Regions from separate parts of the Homo sapiens genome. Here region 2 is linked to region 1. The links are chromatin loops, found by intact Hi-C in ENCODE. Cell type or tissue: HCT116. All regions are shown on one strand. Each heading gives the region's core, and the rest is flanking DNA. Links, peaks and the distances in the headings are about the cores only.

The links. A loop is a pair of places that touch in the nucleus more often than their neighbours do. Peaks named below come from ENCODE experiments on the same cell type or tissue, not always from the same donor. Only the 100,000 strongest peaks of a DNase experiment are listed, where the experiment ranks them.
Region 2: it touches region 1 in a loop (29-fold over the local background); 4 of 110 quality-filtered maps call a loop at or near these places.

The regions. Positions count from the first base shown.
Region 1 is chr9:121,312,917-121,325,648 of GRCh38, forward strand. It overlaps GSN (gelsolin), which reads left to right. Exons shown (of 18, transcript NM_198252.3): 7 at 1,018-1,107; 8 at 4,170-4,302; 9 at 5,490-5,578; 10 at 5,749-5,964; 11 at 8,352-8,485; 12 at 11,638-11,728. Among named protein-coding and RNA genes, the nearest start is that of GSN-AS1, 34 kb to the left of the region's middle. In HCT116, for the core only: a CTCF peak has its summit at 7,324 (motif pointing right); DNase peaks (open chromatin) are centred at 7,385 and 9,565.
Region 2 is chr9:121,529,582-121,546,634 of GRCh38, forward strand. LOC107987016 (a long non-coding RNA gene) reads right to left here. Exons shown (of 2, transcript XR_001746560.2): 2 at 1-338. Among named protein-coding and RNA genes, the nearest start is that of GGTA1, 38 kb to the left of the region's middle. RefSeq lists a silencer at 16,589-16,638. In HCT116, for the core only: a CTCF peak has its summit at 8,867 (motif pointing left); a DNase peak (open chromatin) is centred at 8,880.

The DNA of each region.
Region 1 (12,732 bases), core at 3,981-11,980:
ATGCTGGCCCTGCCTCACTTTTGAGGCTGTTTTTCCATCAAACCTGATCACTTTAGGGAGCAAGGGAGATCAGTTTCTTGCACAACTCCCCGACTACCCTGAGAGGTGGGACTGGAACCCAAGGCTGTGCTGTGAGTGTGAGCCGCATTCTCCAGTGGGGAGGGCCAGGTCCTCTGCAGAGCTAAGGAGGGCAGTCTCTTAGCATCCCCAGAGGGCCAGCTTTGTGCTAGAATAAGGTCAGAAAGAGACCACTGAGCCCCAATCCCCTCTTTTCTCTTCTGACTATTTCTGGTAGTTTTTGGCCCATTTAGTCACATGGTGGGATTGCCAGCCATTGTGCGTTGAGGACGTATCAATAGAGGCAAGATTCACTAGGAAAAGGAGAAGACCATGAGCTCTGCTCCATGTCACTTGGTTCCTGCTTCTCTGGGGGCATCCAATTCCAGCTTTTGGAGAGAGCAGAATGGTGATTATTATTATGGGAAGGGACCTGGACACCAACCATGGCTTGGGAGGGACAGTGGGAGTGAAAATAGGCTCTGAAGCCACAGGGATGGAGGTTCAGATTCTGGCTTAGCCACCTAATAGCTGTGTGAGTAGGTGACTTCATCTTTCTGGACCTCAGATTCCTCTTCTGTAAAATGAGAGTGATAATCTGTGCCTCCTGGCCTGGCTGCGAGGATGCAGTGACATCTTTTAAAGGTAGGCGGTAGAAGGTGTTCAGTAGCTATAGTTATCACAATTAGCCGGTAGGCGAAATATCTGAAGCGCTGTCTGGAGGCAGAGGAGCAGGAGTGTTCTCCTGGAGTTTCTGAGTCAGGGAGACAAGGTGGAAGGGACCTCTGATGGACAGATCTGGACATGTGAGCAGATGCAGGATGTGTCTGGAGGAGGTCAGACTCCATGGGGAGGGTCACAGTGGATGTCCTTGTGATCCTTGCCTGCCTGGGAGCTATCTCAGGAGCCTGGCCCCTCCCTCACAGCCACCCTTCCTCTCCATCTCTCTATCTCCTACAGGTGCTGGGCCCCAAGCCGGCTCTGCCTGCAGGTACCGAGGACACCGCCAAGGAGGATGCGGCCAACCGCAAGCTGGCCAAGCTCTACAAGGTGAGCACCAGATGCACTGTCTGCCTGGGCATGGGGTCAGGACAGGGAGGTGGAAGACTTGGTCTTCCCCACTCCACTGCTATGGGACCTTGAGCAAAGCACCCCTTTGGAGGGGGGCCTCAGCTTTCTCACGTCTCCAGTGGATGCTCGTGTACTTCCTTTGCTTTCCTGCACTAAGAGCATGCGATCAACTCCGTACATATCTGTGTCACGCTCATACATGAGGTCTCTCTGAGTCTCAGTGTCCTAGTCTGTAAAGTGGGAAGAAGAGCAGAATGGTCGACTTTGTAGGATTTCTGGGAGTCCACAGATAAAATGGATGTGAAAACAGCTTAGAAAATACTTGGGGAAATACTACAGAAATGGTGTGTATGTGGGGAGGTTGGGGGTGTGGGTTATAGTTAATGACTTTATTTATGATTTCTTTCTTGTGATTTTCACAACTGAATTCAGGCTTAGCTTCAGCTAGGGAACTCTCTTGGCTGAGCTCTGGGAGAAAGCTCAATCACACTTACGTTGTGCCCCAAGTATTTTCAGTAAAACAACAAAAAGGGGATGTCGATTTTCACCACTGCCAAAGAAAAACTACTACATTATCGATTTTTTTTCTGATTATGAAGTAATACATGTTTATTGTAAGAAAAAAAAGTATTCAAAATATAAAAAGAAAATAAAAGTCCATGCAATTTCACTGGTTTAAAAAACCAGTATTACTTTTAAAATATGTTTTAATTACAAAAATGACAATACCCAGTTAAAAAATCAGCCTCTCCTCCTCATGAGAGAACACATCTTTGTCCAGCCACAGCTTTCTGTGCCTAGTTACTTTTCCATTTCCATCTTATTATTTTATTTTGAGATAGGGTCTTGCTCTGTCACCCAGGCTGCAGTACAATGGCACAATCACAGCTCACTGCAACCTCTGCCTACCGGGCTCAAGCGATCTCTTGCCTCAGCCTCCTAAGTGGCTGGGACTACAGATGTACGCCACCACGCCCAGCTAACTTTTGTATTTTTTGTAGAGACGAGGTTTTGCCATGTTGCCCAGGCTGGTCTCAAACTCCTGGGCTCATGTGATCTGCCCACCTCAGCCTCCCAAAGTGCTGGGATTACAGACCTGAGCCAACGCTCCCGGCCATTTCTATTTTGTGTAACTGGATCCAAACTATTCATGCTGTTGTGTGGTCTTTTTTCCACTCAACATGGTCGGGAATATCTTTCTATAATAAATCTCAACACGACCCTTTATAACAGCTGTATAGTATTTTATTTTATGAATGTAAGAATTTAAGCAAATCCTGATTGATGGACATTAGGATGTTCCACCTTTTCCAGTTGCAGACAGTCCCTCTTGGTGCACTTGTGCTAAGTACAGCATAGCACTAGGGCAAGTTCCTAGACAAGGAACTGCTGGTCACAGGCCGAAGAATGAGTCAGTAGTTGAAAATACTGGTTCTGGGCCAGGCATGGTGGCTCACCCCTGTAATCCCAGCACTTTGAGAGGCCGAGGTAGGCGGATCACCTGAGGTCAGGAGTTCGAGACCAGCCTGGCTAACATGGTGAAACACTGTCTCTACTAAAAATACAAAATATTAGCCAGGCGTGGTGGCGGGTGCCTCTAATCCTAGCTCTCCTCCTAAGGGAGGAGAATCACTTGAACCCGGGAGGCGGAGGTTGCAGTGAGCTGAGATAGTGCCATTGCACTCCAGCCTGGGCGACAACAGTGAGACTCCGTCTCAAAAATAATAATAATAAATAAAATAAAAAAAGAAAATACTGGTTTTGGAGTCAGGAGTCAGACTACCTGTGTTTGAATTCCAGGTCAGCTATTTCTAGCTGTGCAAGTTCCTTAACCACTCTGTGCCTTGGTTTCCTTGTGAATGAGACAGGGATAGTAACAGAACTATCATATGCAAGGATTAAAGGGGTTCTATAATTATACAAGTTATAGAAATTGCTTAGAACAGTGACTGGCACAGAGTAGTAAGTACTCAATTCATGTAGAATAATTATTATTTAAAGGACTGCTACCTCACAGTCAACTGTACTCTGGAACAGCTCCCAAATTACTGTCATCAGGGATCTTAAATGCCTGTTTACCCAGAGCCTTGCCAACTGGATATTGTTAAACTTTTGAATTTTGACTCTTAAGATAGAACTTTTTTTTGAGCTTGGTTGAACTTTTTATTTTAGAATAATTTTTAAGTTTACAGAAAAATTGTAAAGATAGTACAAAGAGTTCCTATATACCATTCACTCAGCTTCTCCTTAGCATCTTAGCATAACCAGGTACATTTGTCAAAACTAAGAAATTAACATTGCTTCAGTACCATTAACTAAACTATAGACTTTAGCCAGATTTCCCCAGTTTTTTATTCTAGGTTCCAATCCAGGATACCAGATTGCATTTAGCTCTTTTTACTTTTCTTTTTCTTTTCTTCTCTTTTATTTACTTATTTATTTTTGAGACAGAGTCTGGCTCTGTTACCCAGGCTGGAGTGTAGTGACGCAATCATAGCTCACTATAGCCCCGACATCCTGGGCTCAAGTGATCCTCCCACTTCAGCCTCCCAAGTAGCTGGGGCCACAAGCAAGCGCCACCACACCTTGCTACTTTTTGTATTTTTTGTAGAGATGGGATCTTGCCATGTTGCCCAGGCTGGTCTTGAACTCCTGGGCTCAAGCCATCCACCCACCTGGGCCTCCCAGAGCGCTGGGATTAAAGGTGTGCGACACTGTAACCGGCCTCTTCTCTTTTTTTTGAATAGTAAAGTTGAATACATTTTCAGCAAACTATGCAGTTCCCCTCTGCACCCAATTCCCCAAATTTTATCCCGCCCTCCCTTCCCATGTGCAGTTTGTGTTACCCCTGCGTGTAGGTCAGCAGATGTGGTTCTGACAAAGCAGAAAACGAAAAAGAACCTCTAAATGTGTGCGAGAGGAAGCCCAGGTGTTACTCTACAGGGCCATTTGGGACAGGGGGTGGGGCAAGATGGTGGAAGTCTCAGGGCTGGGCGGCCACAGACACTCATGTGCTGGTTCCTTCTGCTTCGTCCCCTCAGGTCTCCAATGGTGCAGGGACCATGTCCGTCTCCCTCGTGGCTGATGAGAACCCCTTCGCCCAGGGGGCCCTGAAGTCAGAGGACTGCTTCATCCTGGACCACGGCAAAGATGGGAAAATCTTTGTCTGGAAAGGTACTGGAGACAGGGAAAGGGTCCCAACTGGCCTGTAGGATCTTGGATGGGATGTTCTGCAGCTCCCAGGAACTCAGCTCCCGGGGAGTGTGGAGTGTGCCTGGTGCAATGGAAATCAGAAGTCTTGGGCTGAGGCCTTGGTTTTGCATTTGACATACTGTGTGATCTTGGGCACTTTACTTACCCTTTCTGGGCCTCAGATTCCTGATCTGGGCTAAAATGGGTGTTTCCCAAGTGCATTATAACGTCAGTTCTCTGAGAGGCTAATTGGCATCCTGTAGAAATTATGTAGAAAACATCTAACTGTATGGTCAGATAAATTCATGGGCAACAGTGGATTTTAAAATGTTCGAGTTTGTTTACTGTAGGACTTTTAACTTGTTCATTTACAGGGGGGCTTTTCATGAAGATGATCTGGTTTGGGAAATGCTAAGCTAGAAGTTCATAAACTCTTTCGGTACTATCTTGTGGGAATTCTCTTGGAAACCATTGGCCCAGATGTTTCCCAGAGGCCCTGAGATGTTCTGAGAGGACCCATCAATATCCTCCCCTGATTCTCTAAGGCTCATCTTGGGGAAGAGGACAGAGGAGAGGGAGGCAGTAGGAGGACAGAGAGAAAGGGAGACGGTGGGGAGAAAGAGAGAGAGAGAGACACTATTATGATTATTACTCTCTAGGCCCCCTGGGCCCTGGGCCAGCTGATCTGGACCTTGGCCTTGGCAGTGAGAAGGCTGGGACTGAGGCCCAGCACTGGCTGGCCAGGAGCTCCTTGGCACGGGAATGCCCTCAGGGTGGCAGCTTCTCACTCACTGAGTAACCTAGGTCAAGTAATTTAATCTCTCTAAGACCCTAGCTTCCTTATAGATACTCAGAAAAAGATAACAACTTTTTTTATTACTTAAGACTATTCTGTGAATTAAATAATCTATGCATAGTTCTAAGCACAAAATACATGCTCACTAAATGGACCACAGTAGTGTTGTGATTGGTGTCACTGGCCAGCCCCAGGCTGGACACCAGGAGCTCTAGTGAGTGGTCGGCTCTGGGGGTCTCTGGCCTTGGCTGTCCACAGTCTAAGAAGAGTAGGGAGGGAAGTTTGGCAGCTCCTTCTCCTGGACTGTTAAAGGTCAGGATGCAGCAGGATCCCGGGCCTCTAACCCTCCATCACTTCCTCTGGCTGCCAACAGGCAAGCAGGCAAACACGGAGGAGAGGAAGGCTGCCCTCAAAACAGCCTCTGACTTCATCACCAAGATGGACTACCCCAAGCAGACTCAGGTGAGTCTTGGAGGCCAGGTAGGATGGGAAGGGGTGGGTCCTGTTTGGAGGGGATGGGCTGGAGTAGGGCGGGTGTCCCACCCTCAGTGTGGATGGGGTATCTGAGGCTCCCCTGGGGACCCCTGCTGGGCAGCCCAGCCACATCCTGCTCCTCTGCCTCCCCTCCCCAGGTCTCGGTCCTTCCTGAGGGCGGTGAGACCCCACTGTTCAAGCAGTTCTTCAAGAACTGGCGGGACCCAGACCAGACAGATGGCCTGGGCTTGTCCTACCTTTCCAGCCATATCGCCAACGTGGAGCGGGTGCCCTTCGACGCCGCCACCCTGCACACCTCCACTGCCATGGCCGCCCAGCACGGCATGGATGACGATGGCACAGGCCAGAAACAGGTACGTTTAGGGCGTGGGGTGGGTGTGTCCAGGCCCCTCCCTCACTTTCCCCATGCACTGCCTCTTGCTTCCCCAAGGAGGTTTCTCTCTGAGGTTTGCACAACTTTGGTAGCTGAGATTCTTTGGTGTTACTTAGTTTTTACAGCCAATGCACCCTGTGTATCAGGCCCTGAGCCAAGTGTCTTGGCCCCACCTTGCCCCGAGGAGTGCCTGGTCTGGGAGGGGAGTTGACCATAGCCACAGACCTGTGTGATCAGTGGAAGATGGGAGGGAGCACAGGGGATTGTGCAGACACAGGAAGCAGTGGGGGTGGTTGGTCAGGGCAGCCTGCACAGAGATGGGAACCTTTGGGTTGGGTCTCAGAGGAGGAGTAGAGCTTTGCTGCCGGAGAGGAAGAGCGGAGAGTGATGGGCATTCCAGGAGGGACTCGCTATGTTCGGAAAGGAGGGAGCTATCCCAGGGGGCTAGTGCTGATGGCATCCCCAGGGAGGGGCCTTGAATGCCAATTTCAAGGGTGTAGACTTGATCCTCTAACCAGTGGGTGCTAGTGAGGGGTTTTTCTTTTTATTAAATCAGACATGCAACAGGCTCAGATTTATGCTTTATCTTTTTTTTTTTTTTTAATAGAGACAGGGTCTCGCTATGTTGCCCGGGCTAATTTCAAACTCCTGGGCTCAAGCAATCCTCCTGCCTCGGCCCCCCAAAGTGTTGGAATTACAGGCATGAGCCACTGCGCCCGGCCACCTGCTTTAGAAACTCACTGTGAAAATGGGTTGGAATATGACTCCAGGATATCATTAGAAGAAAAAAATCAGTTAAAAAATAAATAAAAGAAAAATAAAAAGAAAACTAAGAAAATGGATTGGAGGCAGGAAAATGAAGGTAGAGAGCTTATAAGGAGCTTGTTCTAATACTGTAGGGGAAAGATGATGACCTTGAGACTAAGAAGGTCACAGTGGAGAAGGGGAAGAGGGGTGTGGGGTTCAGAGGTGTTTAGGAGGTAGAATCCGCCTCAGGCAAACTTGACTCCGTTCCTAATGATAGGAATAACAAAGTGTTCATTTTTATATATTATTGTTTTTGGTTTGGTGCTAGCATTCATTTGTTGCTTCAGTGGCTAGGGAGAATGCAATGAAAATATTTCGGGTGGGGCGGTGTGGTAAGACCCCTGGCAGCCTGACTGTGAGACTTTGGGCAAGTTACATAACCTCTTTGAGCTTCACTTTCTCACTTGTAAAGTGGGGTTTCATCCCACTCCATCACCTTCAAGAATGTTCAAAATCCAGAGATTCTAGGATTCTGTTTCCCAGGACTTGGACGACTCCGTGTCTCCATAGCTCCACCAGGTGGCGCTGCCGGGCCTCGTGACCACTTGGAAAAAGCAGTGTCACCAGAACGCTGCGGAGACCTGCCAGCAGGGGTCACACTGAGGTTGCCTCGTGGTGTCCCTGCCTCTGCAGGTGACCTATGAAATTCCTGGCAGGCCCAGCACAGTGGCTCACGCCTGTAATCCCAGCACTTTGGGTGGCCGAGGCGGGTGGATCACCTGAGGTCAGGAGTTCGAGACCAGCCTGGCCAACATGGTGAAACCCCGTCTCTACTAAAAATACAAAACTTAGCTGGCCATGGTGGCAGGCACCTGTAATCCCAGCTACTCGGGAGGCTGAGACAGAAAAATTGATTGAACCCGGGAGGCAGATGTTGCAGTGAGCCGAGATTGCGTCATTGCATTCTAGCCTGGGCAACAAGAGTGAAACCTCGTCTCAAAAAACAAAAAAAAAAAAAAGAAAAAAAGAAAGAATCCAGGCAGCTCAGTAACAATAGAGGTAATGGTGATATTAGTAAGATAATAATAATAATTATGACAATAAGAGCAGCTGCCACCTACAGAGCAGTCCCTTTGTGCCGGGCCCTGTGCTAGACTTTCACGAGTAATCTCGTTTGAGCCTCACAGTACTTTGAGGTAGGTACTATGATTATCCCCATTTTTCAGATGGGAAAACTGAGGCTAAGAGTGGTTAAGCCAGTTGTCTGAGGTCTCATGGCCCGGAAGGGGATGAGGGGCCTGATTTGGGGTCTGTGTCTGGCTCCTCCCCTCACTGTACTGCATTCCTTTGGAGCTGCCTTGACGATCCTCAGCGAAGGACAGACGGGCTGGGGCAGGGCATGGTATGAGGAGCCCAGGCAGGAACCCTGACCCAGAGTCCCAGCCCTGCCTTCTAGTGGCTCTGTGAGTTGGGCAAACCATTTAACTCCAGTCCGAGCCCAAGTGATTAAAAGTTCATCCCATGGCCTAACCACAACCTACCACACTGCGGTTTCCTGGCTTGCCTGAGCTGGGGGGTGGGGGTGCTGCACAGCATCTGACTCCAGCTTTGCTCCTGCAGATCTGGAGAATCGAAGGTTCCAACAAGGTGCCCGTGGACCCTGCCACATATGGACAGTTCTATGGAGGCGACAGCTACATCATTCTGTACAACTACCGCCATGGTGGCCGCCAGGGGCAGATAATCTATAACTGGTGAGGTTCTGGGGCCATTGGTGTGTGTCGTGGGGGTACTGGCTGGGCCCTGAGCAGGGCTGAAGACAAACTGAGGGTGTGAGGGCCTGAGGTGGGACCACCACTCCCTGCTGGGAGAGGCTTTTGTCCACAGGGCAACACCATTTGCTTATTTCTCCAAACAACTTTGAAACTCTTCTTACCAAATGATTATACATCTATTGTAGGATATAGTGAATGTGGAGAAACAAACAGAACATCTCCCACAAATCCATGACAAGTACTAGGCACACTAGGGTTTATCCTCCCACACATATTTTTCAAGCCAAAATTTTTTTAAATTTATATTTGTTTATTTATTTATTTATTTATTTATTTTGAGACAGAGTTTTTCTCTTGTTGCCTAGGCTGGAGTGCAGTGGTGCGGTCTCGCTCACTGCAACCTCTGCCTCCCAAGTTCAAGCAATTCTCCTGCCTCAGCCTCTCTAGTAGCTGGGATTACAGGCACCCACCACCATGCCTGGCTAATTTTTTGTATTTTTAGTAAAGACGGGGTTTCACTATGTTGACCAGGCTGGTCTCGAACTCCTGACCTCAGATGATCCATCTGCCTCAGCCTCCCAAAGTGCTGGGGTTACAGGAGTGAGCCACCACACCCAGCCCCAAAATTATTTTAAAACAGAGAATACATTTACATGGTTCAAAAATCAAAACAGAATATAAAGGTATTTATTGAGAAATCTTATTCCCACCCCTGTCCCTCTCTACCCCATTCTCCAGACCCCACCCCTTCTTGGGTAACTGCTTTACTCTCTTGCATATCCTTCCAGTAACTCTTCGTGAAAAAAAATACATATGCAAATAATTTATAGCCTGGTCCCTCCCTTCCTTACACAAAAGGTAGCATACTTTGTATATTGCCCTGCACCTTGCTTTTCTGACTCCATTCTTCCTAGAGATCAATAATGTCAGTACATAGAGACAGAGAGCTTTCTCATTCTTTTTTACAGTTGCATAATAGTCCTTTGGGTGGCTGTACTATAGTTTATTTAACAAATTCCTTGATGATGCATACTTGGGTTGATTCCAGTCTTTCTCTATTACAAACATTGCTGTGATTAGTAACCTTAAACAAACATCACTTTGAACATGCAGAGACATGCCTCTAGAGTAAGTTCCCAGAAGTCAGATTGCTGGGTCAAAGAGTAACTGCACTTGTCATTTTGGTAGATAGCCCCCAATTTCCCTCGATAGTGTTCGTAGCATTTTACATTCCCACCAAGCAACCTGTGAGAGTCCCTGGTTCCCTATAGTCACACTCGTGGATTGTGTGGTCAAACTTTTGGGCGTTTGCCAATCTTATGGTTTATAAAATGGTGTCTCAGTGTATTTTTAACTTGTATTTCTCTTACTATACAGTCTAAAACTTTTTGTCTGATTATTGACTGTTGGATTTTTTTTTTTTTTTGAGACAGGGTCTTGCTCTGTTGGCCAGGCTGTAGTGCAGTGGTACGATCTCTGCTCACCACAACCTCTGCCCCCCGGGGCTCAAGCAATTATCGTGCCTCAGCCTCCTGAGTAGCTGGGACTACTTGCCACTACTCACCACCACACCCGGCTACTTTTTATACTTTAGTATGGATGGGGCTTTGCCATGTTGCCCAGGCTGGTCTCGAACTCCTCTAAGCGATCTGCCTGCCCCAGCCTCCCAAAGTGTTGGGATTATAGGCATGAGCCACCACGCCAAGCTGGATTCCTTCTTTTTTTAAACTTATTTTGAAATAATATTAGACACTTGCTGAAAAGTTGCAAAAATAGTACAGACAGTTCTCATATATCCATTACCCAATGGAATATTCACCTATGTTCACATCTTACATAACCCTTACATAACCATAGCACAATTAACAAAGCCAGGAAGTGAACATTGACACAATACTACTTACTAATCTATAGGCTTTACCTAAATTTCCTCAGTTTTCCCATTACCGTTTTTTTTTTTTTTTTTTAGACAGAGTCTTGCTCTGTCGCCAGGCTGGAGTGCAGTGGCATGATCTCGGCTCACTGCAACCTCTGCCTCCCAGGTTCAAGCAATTCTCCTGCCTCAGCCTCCTGAGTATCTGGGACTACAGGTGTGCGCCAACACACCCAACTAATTTTTGTATTTTTAGTAGAGACGGAGTTTCACCATGTTGGGCAGGCTGGTTTCGAACTCCTGACCTCAACTGATCTGCCTGCCTTGGCCTCCCAAAGTGCTGGGATGACAGGCATGAGCCATCGTGCCCGGCCCCCACTACTGTTCTTTTCCTGATCTAGGATCTAACCCAGGATCCCACATGGCATTTACTCATCATGTCTCCAAAGTCTCTGAATCTATGGCAGTTGCCCGGTCTTTCCTTTTTTTCATGCCCTTAACACTTTTAAAGGGTACTAGTCAGTTATTTTGTAGAATGTCTCTCAATTTGACAACCCCAGACATTTAAAAACAGCTTAATTTTTTTTTTGACTAGATAACACATTCACCTGGTACAAAATGTGTGAGAAGACTGTTTTAAAAATTAGCTGCATCAGCGCATTAATAGGTCAGATTTTGTTTGCTTATACGACGACATATGTTGGTTATGGAAAACTTAGACAATATGCAAAGAGGTGGGATAGAAAGGCAAAATCCCCCTAAATCTTCCCTCTAAGAGCAATCACCATGGACCTTTTTGGTGAACATCTGTGCAGACCTCTCTGCACGTGTTCATGGGAGGCTTAATCACTGACATCTTTTCCCACAAATAGGCTCTCGTAACACTTGCTATTCTGCGACCTGCTTTTCCGCCCAGAGAAATGTCCTGGCCACTTTTCTGCATCTCAGATTTGAGTCTCAGAGCATCTTCTCTGTGGCTGTTCAGCATGGGATGACCCAGCCAGTCTCCTGTGGGACACATTTAGCATAAGGAAATCCATGCGTTGCACTAAGATCTCTGTAAGCGGGCAAGATGCTAGGCTGAGAGTGGAAGTGTTGGTGTGGTTCCTGGCTCTCGTTGTTCTGAAAGAGTCCCCTTCCCTCTCTATCTGTTTCATTACTGGTAACAGGGAGATGTGTAGGTTTCTCAGACTCAGGGCAAGGGAGAGGCTCAGGGCTCTGTGTGCACCCTGATGCTGAATCTCACTTCCCCTTCCAGGCAGGGTGCCCAGTCTACCCAGGATGAGGTCGCTGCATCTGCCATCCTGACTGCTCAGCTGGATGAGGAGCTGGGAGGTACCCCTGTCCAGGTGAGCCCAGCCCACCGCCTCTCTGGGCTGCAGCCTGAGCCTTGTCCTTCTCTTCACTCATCTGTCTGACTCTCATCCATCCATTCGTTTGTCCATCTGTCTGTCTGTCCATCCATCCATCCATCCATCCATCCATCCATCCATCCATCCATGGAACAGGTATTTATTTAGGGCTTCCATGTGTTCCACACTGCATCTGTAGCCATGGACACACAGACACACTGTCCCTGCCCTAGTGGACTTTGCTGTCTTGGGTGGTAGTAGACATTCAACACACAGGCACACCAATGGCTATGACAGATGCAGTGAGTGAAATTGACAAGACCTTGGGAGAGAGACATGGGAGAGGCCATGTGGCTGAGCACGGATGTGGAACCAGCATGCTTGGGTTTGAATCCTGTCCTCACCTCTGGGCAACGTTGGGCAAGTCACTTAGCCTCTCTGTGCCTCTGTGTCCTCAAAATAGGGGTAATAACAGTACCATCCCACAAGATTGCTGTGAGGATTAAGAGTTAACATTTGTAAGCATTTAGAATCATGCCTGCCATATAAGAAGTGCCCCCTTATACATATGTGTTAAGTACAAGGAGGTAAATCCTAGGTAGGATCCTATTGGATTAGAAAAGCCCACCCCTGTCCCAGGAGGGGACTGTTCAACTGGGACCTGATGCACGTGTAGGAGTTGCCCAGGCAGAGTGAAGGAAAGCACATTGTGGGTAAAGGGTGGTACACATGCAAAGGCCCTGAGGTGGGAGGGGGCATTGGGTGTTAAAGCAAGGGGAAAATGCCATGATTTGAGGCTAGAGAGGTGCTCAGAGGGGCCAGACCACCAGAGGCCATAGTGACGATGTTGACCTTGATGCTGAGAACAACAGGAAGTTGCTGAATGATAAGTCTGAGGTGTAGGGATTTCTGGTTTAAAAAGTCACTCTGGCCAGGCGCTGGAGGGCAGCAGAGCTGGTTTGTGGAAATATAGGGGAAGCGGACAACAACTGTGCTTCCTC
Region 2 (17,053 bases), core at 4,199-12,198, 220 kb after region 1:
TGTGGCCTCAGCTGCCGGCATCTGTCCCAGATGTACACACAGATGCTGTTGGTGATTTAATGGCAGGCCCATTGGAAATTTGGCTTGGAGCCTCCATTGTCTCTGCATTTTGTAACCTGGTCCTGGGCAGGGGGCTGGCGGTGGAGGCCACTTTTCGTGGGAACTCAGGCAAGGAGGAAGTGTGAATCGTCAGACCGGGACCCAGGCCAGGAGAGTGAGAAGAAAGCTGGGGCCTTTGCCAAGGCCCAGGGCCCTCGGGAGCTTCCAGCTGGATGGGGCCTTGTGGGCTGAGCCAGATGTGAACCAGGAACGGCACAGAGTTGCTGGCGACTCATTGACTGCAGGGGAGAGAGACAATGAGTAAGCTGACATGACGGTCCAGAGGGTGGAGTTGCCATCCAGGCACACAGGGGCCTCCCTTCACCCAGGAGAGCAGCTGATCCATTTTGAGGGAGCAGAGAGGAATCTTAGAGGAGGGACTCCTAGTGTGTCCTGACACCCAAGAGATGAACAAAGATGGACTGGGGGAGAAGGGAGAATGGCCTTTCTGGTGGAGGAAACAGCAGGAATAAAGGGCATATCAATGAGGAAATGTCTAACCCATTTGGGGAGCTTCTTTTTATTTTTTTAATTTTTGAGACAGGGTCTTGTTCTGTCTCCTAGGCTGGAGTGCAATGGCACAATCTTGGCTTACTGCAGCCTCAACCTCCTGGGCTCAGATGATCCTCCTACCTCAGCCTCCTGAGTAGCTGTGACTATAGGCTTGTGCTACCATGCCCGGATTTTTTTTTTTTTTTTTTAAGATGGAGTCTCGGCCGGGCATGGTGGCTCATGCCTGTAATCCCAGCACTTTGGGAGGCTGAGGAGGGCAGATCACGAGGTCAGGAGTTTGAGACCAGCCTGGCCAACATGGGGAAACCCCGTCTCTACTAAAGATACAAAAAAATTAGCTGGGCGTGGTGTTGCACATCTGTAATCCCAGCTACTTGGGAGGCTGGGGCAGGAGAATCACTTGAACCCAGGAGGTAGAGGTTGCAGTGAGCTGAGATCATGCCATTGCACTCCAGCCTGGGCGACAGGGCGAGACTCCATCTTAAAAAAAAAAAAAAATGGAGTGTCACTTTGTCACCCAGGCTAGAGTGCAGTGGCACAGTCTTGGCTCACTGCAACCTCCACCTCTTGAGTTCAAGCGATTCTGCTGCCTCAGCCACCCGAGTAGCTGGGATTATCGGCTCGCACCACCACACTCAGCCAATTTTTGTATTTTTAGTAGAGACAGGGTTTCACCATGTTAGCCAGGCTGGTCTCAAACTCCTGACCTCAAGTGATCCACCTGCCTAAGCCTCCCAAAGTTCTGGGATTACAGATGTGAGCCATCGTGCCCAGCCTAATTTTTTTATTTTTTGTAGATACAGGGTCTCACCATGTTGCCCAGTCTGGTCTCGAACTCCTGGGCTCAAGCAATCCTTCTGCCTCAGCCCCCAAGTGCTGGGATTACAGGCGTGAGCTAACGTGCCCAGCCTAGGGAGTTTCATGTAGTCCAGTCTGTCCCAAATTTTACATGTGGAAAACAATGTGGCAAGTAATAAGTTTGGAGATATGGAAAGAGTGCAGGGAGTGGGAGGCCCCGATGCCAAATACTGCATGGGACGTACTCATACTAAAAAAAAAAAAAAAAAAAAAAAAAGGATTTCGTATTTATCTGAAATTCAAATTTAAGTGGACATCCTCTATCTTTATTTGCTGAATCTGACAACTCCAGCCTAGGGCCAATTTGGACCAAATTCCTAGGTAGTGGAAGTCATCAGAGGCTTTTTATTTTACTTTTTATTATTATTTATTTATTTGTTTGTTTTTTTGAGACTGAGTCTCACTCTGTTGCCCAGGCTGGAGTGCAGTGGCATGATCTCTGCTCCCTGCAACCTCTACCTCGGGGTTCAAGAGATTCTGCTGCCTCAGCCCCCCGAGTAGCTAGGATTACAAGCACCTGCCACCATCCCTGGCTAATTTTTGTACTTTTAGTAGAGATAGGGTTTCATCATGTTGGCCAGGCTGGTCTCAAACTCCTGACCTCAGGTGCTTCACCCACCTCAGCCTCCCAAAGTGCTGGGATTACAGGTGTGAGCCACTGCATTTGGCCCCAGTGGCTTTCAGAAGGGAGGTGACAGGATGAGATTTGCGTCTGAGCAGATGGTCAGCAGCAGGACTGAGGGGCAGGACCCAAGCGGGGGAGACCAGCTGGGAGACTGAGGCTGGGCTGAGAGACAGGCTGTGTGGAGGAAGAGTGGGTGGACTGGTCGGGATTTATTAAAGAGGTAAAGGCAGGCCGGGCGCGGTGGCTCACACCTGTAATCCTAGCACTTTGGGAGGCTGAGTGGGTGGATCACCTGAGGTCGGGAGTTTGAGACCAGCTTGGTCAACAAGTTGAAAACCCATTCTCTACGAAAAATACAAAAATTAGCTGGGCGTGGTGCTGGGCACCTGTAATCCCAGCTACTTGGGAGGCTGAGGCAGGAGAATTGCTTGAACCTGGGAGGCAGAGGTTGCAGTGAGCCGAGATTGCACCACTGCACGCCAGCCTGGGCGACAGAGCAAGACTCTGTCTCAAAAAAAAAAAAAAAAAAAAAGGTAAAGGCAGTGAGTCTTGGCAATTAATTGGGTGTGGAAATAGAAAATGGGCAGTCAAGTTTGACATCCAAGTTTCTGGGCCACTAGACAAATGGTGATAACTATTTTCTTTTTTTTCTTTTTTTCCTTTTTTTTTTTTTTTTTTTTTGAGATGGAGTCTCGCTCTGTCGCCCAGGCTGGAGTGCAGTGGCGCGATCTCAGCTCACTGCAAGCTCTGCCTCCTGGGTTCATGCCATTCTCCTGCCTCAGCCTCCCAAGTAGCTGGGACTACAGGCACCTGCCACCAGGCCTGGCTAATTTTTTGTATTTTTTTTTTAGTAGAGACAGGGTTTCACCATGTTAGCTAGGATGGTCTCGATCTCCTGACCTTGTGCTCCGCCCATCTCAGCCTCCCAAAGTGCTGGGATTACAGGTGTGAGCCACCACACCCGGCCTCTTTTTTCTTTTACTTTTTTTTTTTGAGATGGAGTCTTGCTCTGTCACCCAGGCTGGAGTGCAGTAGCACAATCTTGGCTCACTGCAATCTCTGTCTCCTGAGTTCAAACAATTCTCCTGCCTCAGCCTTTCGAGTAGCTGGGATTACAAGTATGTACCACAATGCCCGCCGAAGTTTTTTGTATTTTTAGTAGAGACGGGGTTTCACCGTGTTGGCTGGGCTGGTCTCGAACTCCTGACCTCAAGCGATCCGCCCACCTTGGCCTCCCAAAGTGCTGGGATTACAGGTGTAAGCCACTGCTCCTGGCTGGTGGTGACCACTTCTGAGCTAGAAGTACAGGAGGAGAGGCAGGTTTGGGAGGAAGGAGAAGCAGGGTCTAGCTTCCGTCGTGTGGATCTGAACAGCCTGAGGCCATCCAAGAAGAGATGTCTGGGGACAGCTGGAGATGTAGGTCTGGAATTCAGGTGAGAGGTCAGAGCTGGAGGTTGACATTTGGAAAAGATCAGCCTTTGGAGTGAAATTGAAACCATGGGAATGGATGAACACACTCAGGGAGAGGGTGCAGGGTGAGAAAGGAAGGGAACCAGAACAGACCCCTGAGAATAGTCATGGTTTCGAAGAAGCAGAAGGAAGAGAAGCCAGCACACTGGAAGCAGAGACAGAGACCAAAGAGGTAGGAGAAAGGCAGGAGGGGTCTTTGGGACAAAATATTCCCCCGGCAGATAAAACAGGAGAGCACTGAAAGAAGGAGAGTGAGTTTGACGGTGTCAAGTGCTACCAAGATATCAAATAATACGGAGAAAAAACATAGTCTATTGGATCCAGCTACTGGGGACCTGATAAGGGAAGTTTCAGCGGAGTGGTGAGGGCAGAGGCCAGATTAGAAGGGTGAGCGGGGAGTGGAGGCAAATCTACTCTGGTCATGAGCCGCTTAAACATGGTGGATTGGCCATAGGCATGCATCTGCTTTCCCTCCTCAGACACCACTAACCTGACAGTAAAGGAATAATCTAAGCTGACCTATGATGACAAAGAAGCTGGGAGAGGAGGCATCTGCCAAGTAAAGATTCCAACCAACCTTTGGAAGATGGCATGCTAACAGAGAAGTACCAAGGTCACCAGTGGTTATGACCCAAAGTGCCCATGGAGGAGACACCAAGGCCAATTTGTCCTGAAACATCCCCGAGAGGTCCAAGTCTTGGAGGGAACAGGGTGCAGCTGGAAGTCTGAACATGGAGGAGTTGTCTCCCAAGCCTTCTCCCTATCCCATGCAGCCAGATGACTAAACCCACAGGCCTAAAAACAGCATTTTCTTCCTGGAGGAATTGAACTCAAAAGGCCCCAGACTTGTTCAGACCAGGCACAGCAGAGAACAAGACTGCAAACGGGGATTAGGGATACGCATTCTGAATGGCAGGATTCCAGACTTTTTTCCTTCACCTGCTCCCAGAATGCCAACAGCCCGGGGTGTCTCCTCCATGCCCTACCCCAAGCAAGAGATTGGAGGACTTTTCTTTCTTTCTTTCTTTTTTCTTTTTGAGACAGAGTTTCACTCTTGTTGCCCAGGCTGGAGTGCAATGGCGCGATCTCGGCTCACCGCAATCTTCGCCTCCTGGGTTCAAGCGATTCTCCTGCTTCAGCCTCCTGAGTGGCTGGGATTACAGGCATGCACCACCACACCCAGCTAATTTTGTATTTTTAGAAGAGACGGGGTTTCTCCATGTTGGTCAGGGTGGTCTCGAACTCCCAACCTCAGGTAATCTGCCCACCTTGGTCTCCCAAAGTGCTGGGATTACAGGCATGAGCCACTGTGCCCAGCCTGAGATTGGAGGACTTTTCTTTTTAAGCTGCTAAGTCCCAAAGAATATGCTTTCTGCTGATGGTATGATGAGAGCTCTGCACACACTTCAATCACCTTTCAGTGAAACCCAACTGTGAGAATCGAGCTTCCAATCACCTTTTTAAAGTTCCTTTCACGTTAGTGTTTTTTAAGAGACAACTAGAATTTCTTTTTTCCTTGTTTGGTTTTTGTTTGTTTGTTTGTTTTAGACAACTAGAATTTCTAAAAAGAATCAAATGAGGCTGGGCGTGGTGGCTCATGCCTATAATCCCAGCACTTTGAGAGGCTGAAGTGGGCGGATCACTTGAGGTCAGGAGTTAGTTGGAGACCAGTCTGGCCAACATGGCGAAAACCTGTCTGTATCAAAAAGAACCCACAAAAATTAGTCAGGCATGGTGGCGGTCGCCTGTAATTCCAGCTACTCAGGAGGCTGAGGCAGGAGAATCACTTGAACCAGGGAGGGAGAGATTGTAGTGAGTCAAGATCGTGTCATCGCACTCCAGCCTGGGTGACAGAACGAGACTCTGTCTCAAAAAAAAAAAAAAAAAAAAAGAAAGAAAGAATCAAATGAATATTCTAAAACTAAAAAATTACATGCTGAAAATAAGCATCCAAGGCCAGGCGTGGTGGCTCATGCCTGTAATCCCAGCACTTTGGGAGGCCGCGGTGGATGGATCACCTGAGGTCGGGAGTTCAAGACCAGCCTGGCCAACATGGTGAAACCTTGTCTCTACAAAAATACAAAAATTAGCCAGGCGTGGTGGCGGGTGCCTGTAATGCCAGCTACTTGGGAGGCTAAGGCGGAAGAACCACTTGAACCTGGGAGGTTGCAGTGAGCCAAGATTGTGCCATTGCACTCCAGCCTGGGCGACAGAGTGAGACTCTGTCTCAAAACAAAACAAAAAAAAAAGAGGAGAGAAAGAAAATAAGCACTCCATAGATGGGTTTCACAGAAGATTGGAAACAAGTAAAGCCAGGACTAGCATACTGAAAGATGGGTGTGATTAAAACTATCCAAACTGAAGCATAGAAAAAAAAAGTAAAAATAAAACATAAAAGAGCATAAGACATAAATACAACACACATGAAAGATCTAACATAATATAAATATGGTTTGAGAAAGAGAAAATTAGGAAGAAGCAATATGTTAAGAGATAAAGACCAAAACTTTTCTGAATCTAACAAAAGACATCATACTATAAATTCAATAAGCTCAGCAAACCCAAAACAAAATATAGACAAACGAGCTACATTAGAGTACATCAGAATAAGATAGTCAGAAACCAAAGGCAACGAGAAAATTTTAAAAGCACCATAGGACAGCCAGGTGCAGTGGCTCACACCTAGGATTACAGAATCCTAGCACTTTGGGAGGCTGAGGCAGGAGGATTGCTTGAGTCCAGGAGTTCAAGACCAGCCAGGGTAACACAGCAAGACCTCATCTCTACTAAAAATTAAAACAATGAGCCAGGCATAGTGGCGTGAGCCTGTGATCCCAGCTACTTGGGAGGCTGAGGTGGGAGGATCGCTTGAGCCTTGGAAGTTGAGGCTGCAGTGAGCTGTGATTGTGCCACTGCACTCCAGCCTTGACAACGGAGAGAGCCCCTGTTTCAAATAGAAGTAAAGTACCACAGGAAAGATGTATTTCCTTGAATATTTACCCTCACCCTCATCCCTAGAAATAGCAGCTGTTATCTACTTTTTTTTGTTTGTTTTTGAGACAGTTTTGCTCTGTCTCCTAGGCTGGAGTGGAATGGCGTGATCTCAGCTCACTGCAACCTCTGCCTCCCAGGTACAAGTTATTCTCATGCCTCAGCCTCCCAAGTAGCTTGGATCACAGGCATCTGCCACCACGCCCGGCTAATTTTTTTTTTTTTTTTTTTAGCAGAGACAGCATTTCACCATGTTGGCCAGGCTGGTCTCGAACTCCTGACCTCAAGTGATCCTCCCACCTCAGCATCCCAAAGTGCTGGGATTACAGGTGTGAGTCACTGCACCCAGCCTTTACTTTGTTATTTTTAAATTCCTTCAAGTCCTCCCTTACCTCCTTAGTGGTTAACTACCATGTTTCCTTTTCTCTTTTTAAAAAATTTTCTTTGAGAGAGTCTCACTCTGTTGCCAGGCTGGAGTGCAGTGGTGTGATCATGGTTCACTGCAGCCAGGACCTCCCGGGCCCAAGCGATCCTCCCACCTCAGTCCCCCAAGTAGCTGGCACTACAAGCATGGACCACCACGCCTGGCTAATTAAAAAAAAATTTTTTTTTTTTTGAGATGGAGTCTTGCTCTGTTGCCCAGGCTGCAGTGCAGTGGCAAGATCTCAGTCCACCTCCCAGGTTCAAGCAATTCTCCTGCCACAGCCTCCCAAGTAGCTGGAACTACAGGCACGCGCCACCATGCCCAGCTAATTTTTGTATTTTCAGTAGAGACAGGGTTTTACTATGTTGGCCAGGCTGGTCTCGAACTCATGACCTTGTGATCCGCCCACCTCAGCCTCCCAAAGTGCTGGGATTATAGGCGTAAGCTACCTCGCCTGGCCAAAAGATAGAAGAATTTTTTTTTTTTTGGTGGAGTCTCACTCTGTTGTCCAGGCTGGAGTGCAATGGCACAATCTCGGCTCACTGCAACCTCTGTCTCCTGGGTTCAAGCGATTCTCCTGCCTCAGCTTCCCGAGTAGCTGGGATTACAGGCGCCTGCCACCACGCCCAACTAATTTTTGAATTTTTAGTAGAGACGAGGTTTCATCATGCTGCCCAGGCTGGTCTTGAACTCCCCACCTCAGGTGATCCTCCCACCTTGGCATCCCAAAGTGCTGGGATTCCAGGCATGAGCCACTGCACTCGGCCAAAAAAAAAAAATGTTTGTTTTGTCAAGTCGAGATCTCCCCATGTTGCACAGTCTGTTCTTGGCTCAAGCGATCCTTCCTCCTTGGCTTCCCAAAGTGCTGGGCTTACAGGCATTAGCCACCACATTTGGCCAAGTCCAAGCTTTCAACCACACCAGCAGATACAAAATAAGGTTTTCAGGTTCTGTCTGCTGTTCTTTCTACGGAGGCTCACTGCTGGGGACAAATTGGGCTCCCGGCAAAGAGCCCCTCCCACTGACTTCCTCTTCTGGGAGAAGAAAAACAAGAAGGGCAATGAAAAGTGGGACAAGCTGCAGCTATTCCTACCATCTCTTCCCACCCACTGAATCTCACCACAGAACAAGCAGCTGCAAGAGAAAAGGACTGGCCTTGTCTCTCAGGGGTCGGTCCTGCAGAGGGTGGGCTCACGATGCCAAGGGAGAAATATGGTGGTAACAGCATGGACCGGACCTGGGTTGGGCTCCAGGCACTGGCTTTTATTTTATTTTATCTCATTTTTTTTGAGATGGAGTTTCGCTCTTGTTGCCCAGGCTGGAGTGCAATGGTGCCATCTCGGCTCACTGCAACCTCCGCCTCCCGGGTTCAAGCAATTCTCCTGCCTCAGCCTCCTGAGTAGCTGGGATTACAGGCATGCGCCACCATGTCCAGCTAATTTTGTATTTTTAGTAGAGACAGGGTTTCTCCATGTTAGTCAGGGTAGTCTCAAACTCCTGACCTCGGGTGATCCGCCCGCCTCGGCCTCCCAAAGTGCTGGGATTACAGTTGTGAGCCACCACACCTGGCCTGATACTGGCCTTTTAAAGGGCAAAGCCATCCAATCCTCCAGGAAAACATGGGGAAGGAGAGTTCCAACATTTCCTGAGCACCTCCATGTCCGGCACTGAGCACATTCCATCTTTTCTCTCTCTCGCTCCTGACATTGACCTAGAAGGCCTGTCTGACATTAATTTGCCCCGGAGGCCTGAGGATGGTGTCAGCCTGCAGACTGCTGCTGTTCCTCAGCTCTCTTCTGCCCTGCTCGCCTCCCTCTATAGTCCTCAAGGCCCATCTGCAACCACTATCCCATCCATACCTGAGGTTGCCCTGGCTCTGACACTTGCATGACATTTGGGAGCTGCTCTAATGCCACCTTCTGGCTGGTACTAGAAAGATGAGGACCTGGCCAGGCACAGTGGCTCACATCTGTAATCCCAGAACTTTGGCAGGCCGAGGGGAGCGGATCACCTGAGGTCGGGAGTTTGAGACCAGCCTGGCCAACATGGTGAAACCCTGTCTCTACAAAAAATGCAAAAATTAGCCAGGCATGATGGCACATGCCTATAATCCCAGCTATTCGGCAGGCTGAGGAAGGAGAATCACTTGAACCCGGGAAGCGGAGTTTGCAGTGAGCCAAGATTGTGCCATTGCACTCCAGCTTGGGTGACAGAGCAAGACTCTGTCTCAAAAAAAAGAATAAAGGAAAAAAAGACGAGGACCCGGTCGTGGCTTCAGCCTCTCTGACCCAGGCCAGAGGGCCCAGCAATCCAGTTGTACATTGTCTGATTGGTTGGTTGATTGGTTGGTTTGCTCCCTGCCTTGCTGCAGAGAGGACCTCAGGCAGCTTCCAAGGATGCGTGATACACAACCAGAGCAGAAAAAAAGAGTAGGGGGAAAACAAGAAAGTAGCACAAGGGTGGGAGCACAGAGGATCCAGGAACAAAGCTAAAGTGCAGAACATAAGGATCTACTGTGGGGGAAACAGACCACAGACTCAGGATTTTTTTTTTTTTTTTTTGAGATGGAGTCTCACTCTGTCACCCCGGCTGGAGTGCAGTGGCCTGATCTCTGCTCACTGCAACCTCCACCTCCCAGGTTCAAGCGATTCTCCTGCCTCAGCCTCCCGAGTAGCTGGGATTACAGGTGCACACCACCACGCCCAGCTAATTTTTGTATTTTTAGTAGAGACGGGGTTTCACCGTGTTGGCCAGGCTGGTCTCGAACTCCTGACCTCAGGTGATCCACCCACCTCGACCTCCCAAAGTGCTGGGATTACAGGCATGAGCCACCATGCCCGGCCAGGATTTTTTTTTTCTAACTTCTTAATTTTATTTTATAAAGAGAAGGGTCTCACTGTGTTGCCCAGGCTGGTCTCAAATTCCTGGCCTCAAGCTGTCCTCCCACCCCAGCCTCCCAAAGAGCTGGGATTATAGGTGTGAGCCACCTGTAATCCTGGCCAACTCAGGTAATTTTGAAGATGGCTTTTATGGTCTACTTGGGCACAAAGGAATGCGGGGAACATCCACCAGCCATGGCTGGGTGACAACTCATGTTCGTTCTCAGCCTATCAGTTTTACACGTTCTCTTTATAAATGATTTCACACACACACACGCACACACATACATACACTCACCACCTCCTTCTGGAGCTCATGTTGAGATGTACAGGGGAGGGAGACCCTTGTAACACAGATTTGAAAAATAATTCAGATATGCATCTTGAAAACAAGGAGAGGCCAGGCGCAGTGGCTCATGCCGATAATCCCAGCACTTTGGGAGGCTGAGGCAGGAGGATCACCTGAGCCCAGGAATTTGAGACCAGCCTGGGCAACATAGTGAGACCTTGTCTCTACAAAAATTTAAAAAGTTAGCTGGGTGCAATGGTGTGTGCCTGTAGTCCCAGCGACTTGGGAGGCTGAGGCGGGAGGATCACTTGAACCTGGGAAGTCAAGGCTGCAGTGACCTGTGACCAGGCCACTGCATTCCAGCCTGGGCAACGGAGTGAGAGCTTGTCTCAAAACACAAAACAAAACAAACAGAGAGAGTTTCAGTAAACAAAATAAAGTATTTGTGTGAAAAAAGATTCAGATACACATTTGAAAAGAAAGTATTCTTTTGGAAGACAAAGGGAATATGATTCTGAAGGAGTGAAACATGAAGGATATTTCTATTGGTTGAGCTTGTAACTTTTGGGCCATGTGGCATGATGTTCTTTTGCTATGAGGGGCTGTATTCCCTCATCACTATACTTTTGCCACACATTGACTTTAAGCTTCCTAGCAAGTGGTGTGAAAAGGGAAATGTGGCCACTTACACAATGTCCAAAGTCTAGGAAGGATGACAAACCAATTGCTTAGGAGAAGCAGGACGCTGGTACTGAGATAGGAATAAGGTGCCCCTGGGCCCAATGGAGGGTTCCAGGGGAAGATGACAGAGCGGAGGGTGAAGAATGCCCTCGGTGACAGCCTTCCCATCACGCCAATCCAAAGACAGTACACCGCTTCCAAGGAGGCCAAGACCATGTGGGCTGCATGGCCCACTCTCTGCTGGCCTAGCCTTTCCCCTGGAGGTGTTTAGACTATCAAGATACAGACCCTATCTCTACAAAAACAACAATTATAATTAGCAGGCGTGGTGACACACACCTGTATTCCCAGCTAATTGGGAGGCTGAGGTGGGAGGATTGCTTCAGCCCGGGAGGTTAAGGCTGCAGTAAGCCATGATCATACCACTGCACTCCAGCCTGGGTGACAGAGTGAGATCCTGTCTAAAAAACAAACAAAACCCCCCCATACACAAAAAACTATCAAGAGGGTTGGTTCCCCTTCAGAGGACTTGATTTTTTGATTTATGGGACTCTGTGAGTACTTTGAGTTTGTGGTCCCTGTGGAAGCCTGGGAACTGAGTCTTTCTCTTAAGCCCCGAGCTGTCTGGAAAGGTACAGTCTCATTCATCTGCCTTCCAGCATCACTAGCTCCAGGGCTCCTCCCTGGAATGGAGGCCTCTGTCACCCTGCCTGGGTGGTCCTGCTATCAGGACACTGTACCAGGCTCCGGTGAGGGTCTCAGCCCCATAACCACCGAGTCACTGTCTCAGGCTCTTGGTTCCTTCCAGGCTGTGGTGAGGTCCCTCTGTTTTGGTTTGGCTGAGGTGGTTGAAATGAACAGGACTGCTCTGACCAGCTCACAGAAGGGGAAGTGGATGGCACGAGCACAGGTAGGGCAGCCAGGGAGCAGAGATTCTCTCAACACCCCCAAATCTCCAAATCAGGGTGCCTTGGGATGCAAATGGCAAAAATCCCAAGCTAACCTCGAGCAAAAGAAGGAAGAGGAGGAGGTATTGGCTTATCTGGCTTCAGGTACTGCTGGATCCAGCACTCCATCTTGCTTCCCTCATCTGCCTCCTCCCTGCTCATTCAACCTCTGGCTCAATCCCACCCTCTCAGCTGCCAGTGAGCAGTTTTTCTCTTCTTATCAGTTCTAACCATGGTCCCAGCCAGACACAAGTCTCACTGAGCCAGATGAGGTACCCGGCCCTTCTCTGAACCAATCACCACAGCCAGGGGGAAAGAATTACACTGATTGCCTAGGTCTGTGTCTCCACCCACTTCTAGGCAACTCAATCCCCTAGACTAAGGTTTTAGGAGTTCCTTAGGGAAAATGGACATCCAGAAGAGAGGCTGATAGGCAGAGACAGATCCATCCTTTCTATCCAGGAAGCCCAATACCGCTGGGCTCCCAGAGCCAGGGAGCTGGTGGGGGGCTGAGGTGGGCCCTGCAGGGCTATGGCATTCTGCTTCTCTCCTGTGCCTTTCCTCTCCTTTCTTTGGTGGCCCTTCTATTTCCCCTCCTAGTCCCTAGTCTGCCAATATGGAGACCCAAGCCACCCCAGGGCCAGGTGACACAAGCTCATGGAATCAGTCCATCTGGGTTTGAATCTTGGCTCTGTGTTTCTTAGCTGAGGGACTTGGGACACTTCACTTCATCCATCTGAATCTCATTGTCCTCCCCTGTGAAGTGGGCCAGGACAGGGCCACCCTCGTGGGTGGTGGCTGCCAGAGCTTCATGAGATAAGGCATTAAGAACACTTAGCAGAAGCTGCTGTGGAAAACAGTCTGGCGGCTCCTCAAAAAGTTAAACATAGAATTACCATATGATCCAGCAATTCCACTCTTGGCTATAGACCCAAAATAATTGAAAGCAGGGACTCAAACAGATGTCTGCACACCATCATTCATAGCAGCATTAGTTACAACAGCGAGAAGGTGGAAATAACTCAAGGTCACCAACAGATGAATGGATAAACACGATGTGCTAATGTTGACAGGGCTCAGGGCAGGATACCCCCGATACGGCATCTTGGCTTTTTTTTTTTTTTTTTTTGAGAAGGAGTCTCGCTTTGTCACCCAGGCTGGAGTGCAATGGCATGATCTTGGCTCATTGCAACCTCCGCCTCCCCAGTTCAAGTGATTCTCCTGCCTCAGCCTCCCGAGAAGCTGGAATTACAGGTGGCCGCCACCATGCCCAGCTAATTTTTTGTATTTTTAGTAGAAACGGGGTTTCACCATATTGCCTAGATTGGTCTCAAACTCCTGACCTTGTGATCCACCTGCCTCGGGCTCCCAAAGTGCTGGGATCACAGGCGTAAGCCACTGCGCCAGGCCCATCTGGGCATATTGACTATTTCAAGCTGAAGGAATTTGAGAAATGGCATGTTCAGGAAAGACTTTCTGACCTTCCCCTGTCAGGTCATAAAACCCACTTGTGAGAGGTGCCCTCTCTCTACCCAGAGGAAAGGAGCCTCCTAAACTCTGAAGATGAAAGGATGTCAAGAGGAATCTGAATGAACAGGCCTCAGTAAATTTCCCCTAGCTGATTACACTCAGCTCTTTGTCTATCCCATTCTTCCGTGACTTTCTGCTTTGTCGAACCTACCATAAAACCAGCCTGGGCAACACAGTGAGACCCCCATCTCTACAAAAACACAAAAATTAGCTGAGTGTGGTGGCACGCACCTGTAGTCCCAGCCACTCAGGAGGCTGAGGTGGGAGGATCACTTGAGCCCAGAAATTCAAGGCTGTGGTGAACCATGAGTGCGCTACTGCACTCCAGCAGACAACAGAGCAAGACTCTGTCCCAAAAACAAAAAATAAAAAACCTAGCATAAAAACAGTCAGGTTTAATGGCTTCTTTGCGTCTTCATTTCTTTATGAAAGCTCCTGTATTACATAGAACTTACATAAAACTCATCTGAAATAAATTTATATGCTTTTCTCTCTTTTTTTTTTGAGATGGAGTCTTGCTCTGTTGACCATGCTGGAGTGCAGTGGCGCAATCTCGGCTCACTGCAACCATTGCCTCACGGGTTCAAGCAATTCTCCTGCCTCAGCCTCCCAAACAGCTGGGACTATAGGCACAAACACACCACCATGCCTGGCTAATTTTGTATTTTTAGTAGAGACAGGGTTTCACCATGTTGGCCAGGCTGGTCTCAAACTCCTGACCTTGTGATCCGCTCGCCTTGGCCTCCCAAAGTGCTGAGATTACAGGTGTAAGCCACTGCACCTGGCCCTGTTTTTTTGGGACAGGGTCTTGTTCTGTCACCCAGGCTGGAGTGCAGTGGTGTGATCTCGGCTCACTGCAGCTTCTGCCTCCTGGGTTCAAGAAATTCTCCTGCCTCAGCCTCCTGAGTAGCCGAGACTACAGGTGCCCGCCACCACACCCGGCTAATTTTTTATATTTTTGGTAGAGACAGGGTTTCACCATGTTGGCCAGGCTGGTCTCGAACTCCTGACCTCAAGTGATCACCCTGCCTTGGCCTCCCAAAGTGCTGGGATTACAGGCATAAGCCACTGTGCCCGGCCAGTCTCTCATCTTTAATATATATATACACAAACACACACACACACACACACACACACACACACACACACACACACACAGACATATAAATTCGTCAGGGTTCTCCAGAAAGACAGAACTAGTAGGATACGTGTGTGTGTGTGTGTGTGTGTGTGTGTGTGTGTGTGTGTATACATATATATATATATATATATGAGTTTATTAGAAAGATAAACTTTCAGTTTAAAAATCAGGAAAGTCCTGGGCAAGGCGGAGTGCTTGGTCACCTGGCCTGCTGCTCAACTCTCTTGGTTTCCCAGTTCCACAACTCAGCAGGATATTGGTTTGGTTCAGCTCATTTTTCCTAGCCAAGCCACTCAGGTCACTAACAGACCTGCAAGGGTGTCCTTGGGGCAGGGGCTGACCCCTGGTAGGGGGCCTAGGGTCACGTGGTGGGGCATCCCTTTGAAAGGCCTGTGGGTGAAGCAGAAGCAGAATGGCTTCAGGGTAAGACCCCACCTGGGAAGGTTGGTGGCCACTGACCTCAAAGCTAGCACTTTGGAAAGCAGCCCAGTGGTGAGAGCAGGGGGACATCAGGCTTTCAATCTGCCCAGCTCAAGCCTGTGTTCCTCAGCCAGGTGCACCTGCCTGTGATCCCATTTACTTTGGAGGCTGAGGCAGGAGGATCACTTGAGGCCAGTTAGAGACCAGCCTGGGCAACATGGGGACACCCTGTCTCTACAAAAATTTTTGTAAAAATTATCTGAGAATGGTGGTGCATACCTGTAGTCCCTACTACTGGGGAGGCTGAGGTGGGAGGATGATATGATCCCAGGAGTTTGAGGCTGCAGTGAGCTGCTACACTCCAGTGTGGGGGACAGAGCAAGAGCCTGTTAAAAAAAAAAAAAAAAGGCCAGGTGTGGTGGCTCACGCCTATAATCCCAGCACTGGGAAGCTGAGGCCAGCGGATCACTTGAGGCCAGGAGTTTGAGACCAGCCTGGCCAACATGACAAAACCTTGTCTCTACTAAAAATACAAAAATTAGCCGAGCATGTTGGCAGGTGCCTGTAATCCCAGCTACTTGGGAGGCTGAGGCAGGAAAATTGCTTGAACTGAGGCGGAGGTTGCAGTGAATCGAAATGGCACACTGCACTCCAGCCTGAGCAACAGAGCAAGACTCCGTCTCAAAAAAAAAAAAAAAAAAACATGCTCCAATTCGTTTACCGGTCCCTTCCCCCACCCTCCTTTGCCCTGATATCACAACTTTGCCCAGAAAGGACTCAGAGACCCCGCCCCTGTACTTGGGCGTGACAGTGCCCTGGTGTGAGGGGGCATCTTCCGCTGACCACCCGACTGACCCCATCCTCTGGTCCCTACTGTACGCTGTGAGTTACAACAGTGACCATGACCATAGGGCCTACTATGTGCAGGGTGCTCAACAGCCCTCACATAAGTGTCACAACAGTCCTGGAAGGTCCCTCACAAGCGAGGAAACTGAGGCAGGAGCCACGAGATCACTGGCCTGTCTGTGGCTGAGCCAGACTTGAACCTGGTCTGTCTGACTCCAGAGCACGTGCTTTTTCCGACACTTCCTGCCCCCCAGAGTCATCCCATTCCGGAATCCAGGCTCTGGGATCCCAGGGCCTCAGGGACTGGGCACCGTCCCCCCAACCACCGCCGAGGAGTGGGCGTTTCTACAGCCTTCTCCGTGGGCCTGCGACCCCCAGTGCGAGGGGAGGGCCGCTGGGGGCTCTGGAAACCCCCTCTTCCATGGGTGGGAGGCGAGGGGCTGAGGCGCAGCGCTGGGCTGGGCCCAGGCCGGCTTCGCCCACACCTGGGATGGAGGCGGAGGCGCTCCGGGTGTTCTGCAGGCGGGAGGCTTTCCACCCCGCTGGCCCCTCACGTCGGCGCATCCTCATGGGATCCTCACGAGGAGCGAGTGAGGTGGGCTCCATTCTTATTCTTTCCCCTGGCAGGAGGCGAGCAGAGGCTCCGGACTCCACAGGTGGCGCGTGGTGAGTAGCCAAGATGAGCTCAGGCAGCCTCTCCAAAGCAGGGGCGCTAACCTGGCCACCTCTCACACCCTGGCTCCCTGCTGGCCCTCTCCACCCCCGCCCGGTCCCTAAGGCCACATCTCTTCCCCGTCCTCGGCCAGCTCAGCCCAGGCCGTCCCTCCCTATGCCCGCCAGGGGGAGTGCGAGCTCCTTGCAAAGACCTCAGGAGGCCGCTGGGAAGGTCTGGACAGGCCAGGCGGGGCGGGAAGCAGGAGGACCCGCGGGGCGGGGACCGGAGCCGCTGGGAGGCCGCCCAGTTTGACGTCCTGCTCCTGCCCAGGCCTCGCCAGGCCCCGGCCCTCCGCAGGCCTCAGTTCCCTTGTCTATAAAATGGGAGGTGGAGCCCTTGGGAGCAGAGCTGCTCACCTTTTAAGAGCATGTGAGTCACCTGGGAATCTTTTTAAAGGCAGATTCTGATGCAGTGGATCTGGGGTGGGGCCTGGGAAGCCGCATTTCTAATGAGCTCCCAGGTAAGGTCCATGCTGCTGGATCCTGGATTCATCTCTCTTTTTTTTGTTGTTGTTTTGTTTTTTGAGACGGAGTTTCACTCTGTCGCCCAGGCTGCAGTGCAGTGGCGCGATCTCGGCTCACTGCAACCTCTGCCTCCTGGGTTCAAGTGATTCTCCTCCTTCAGC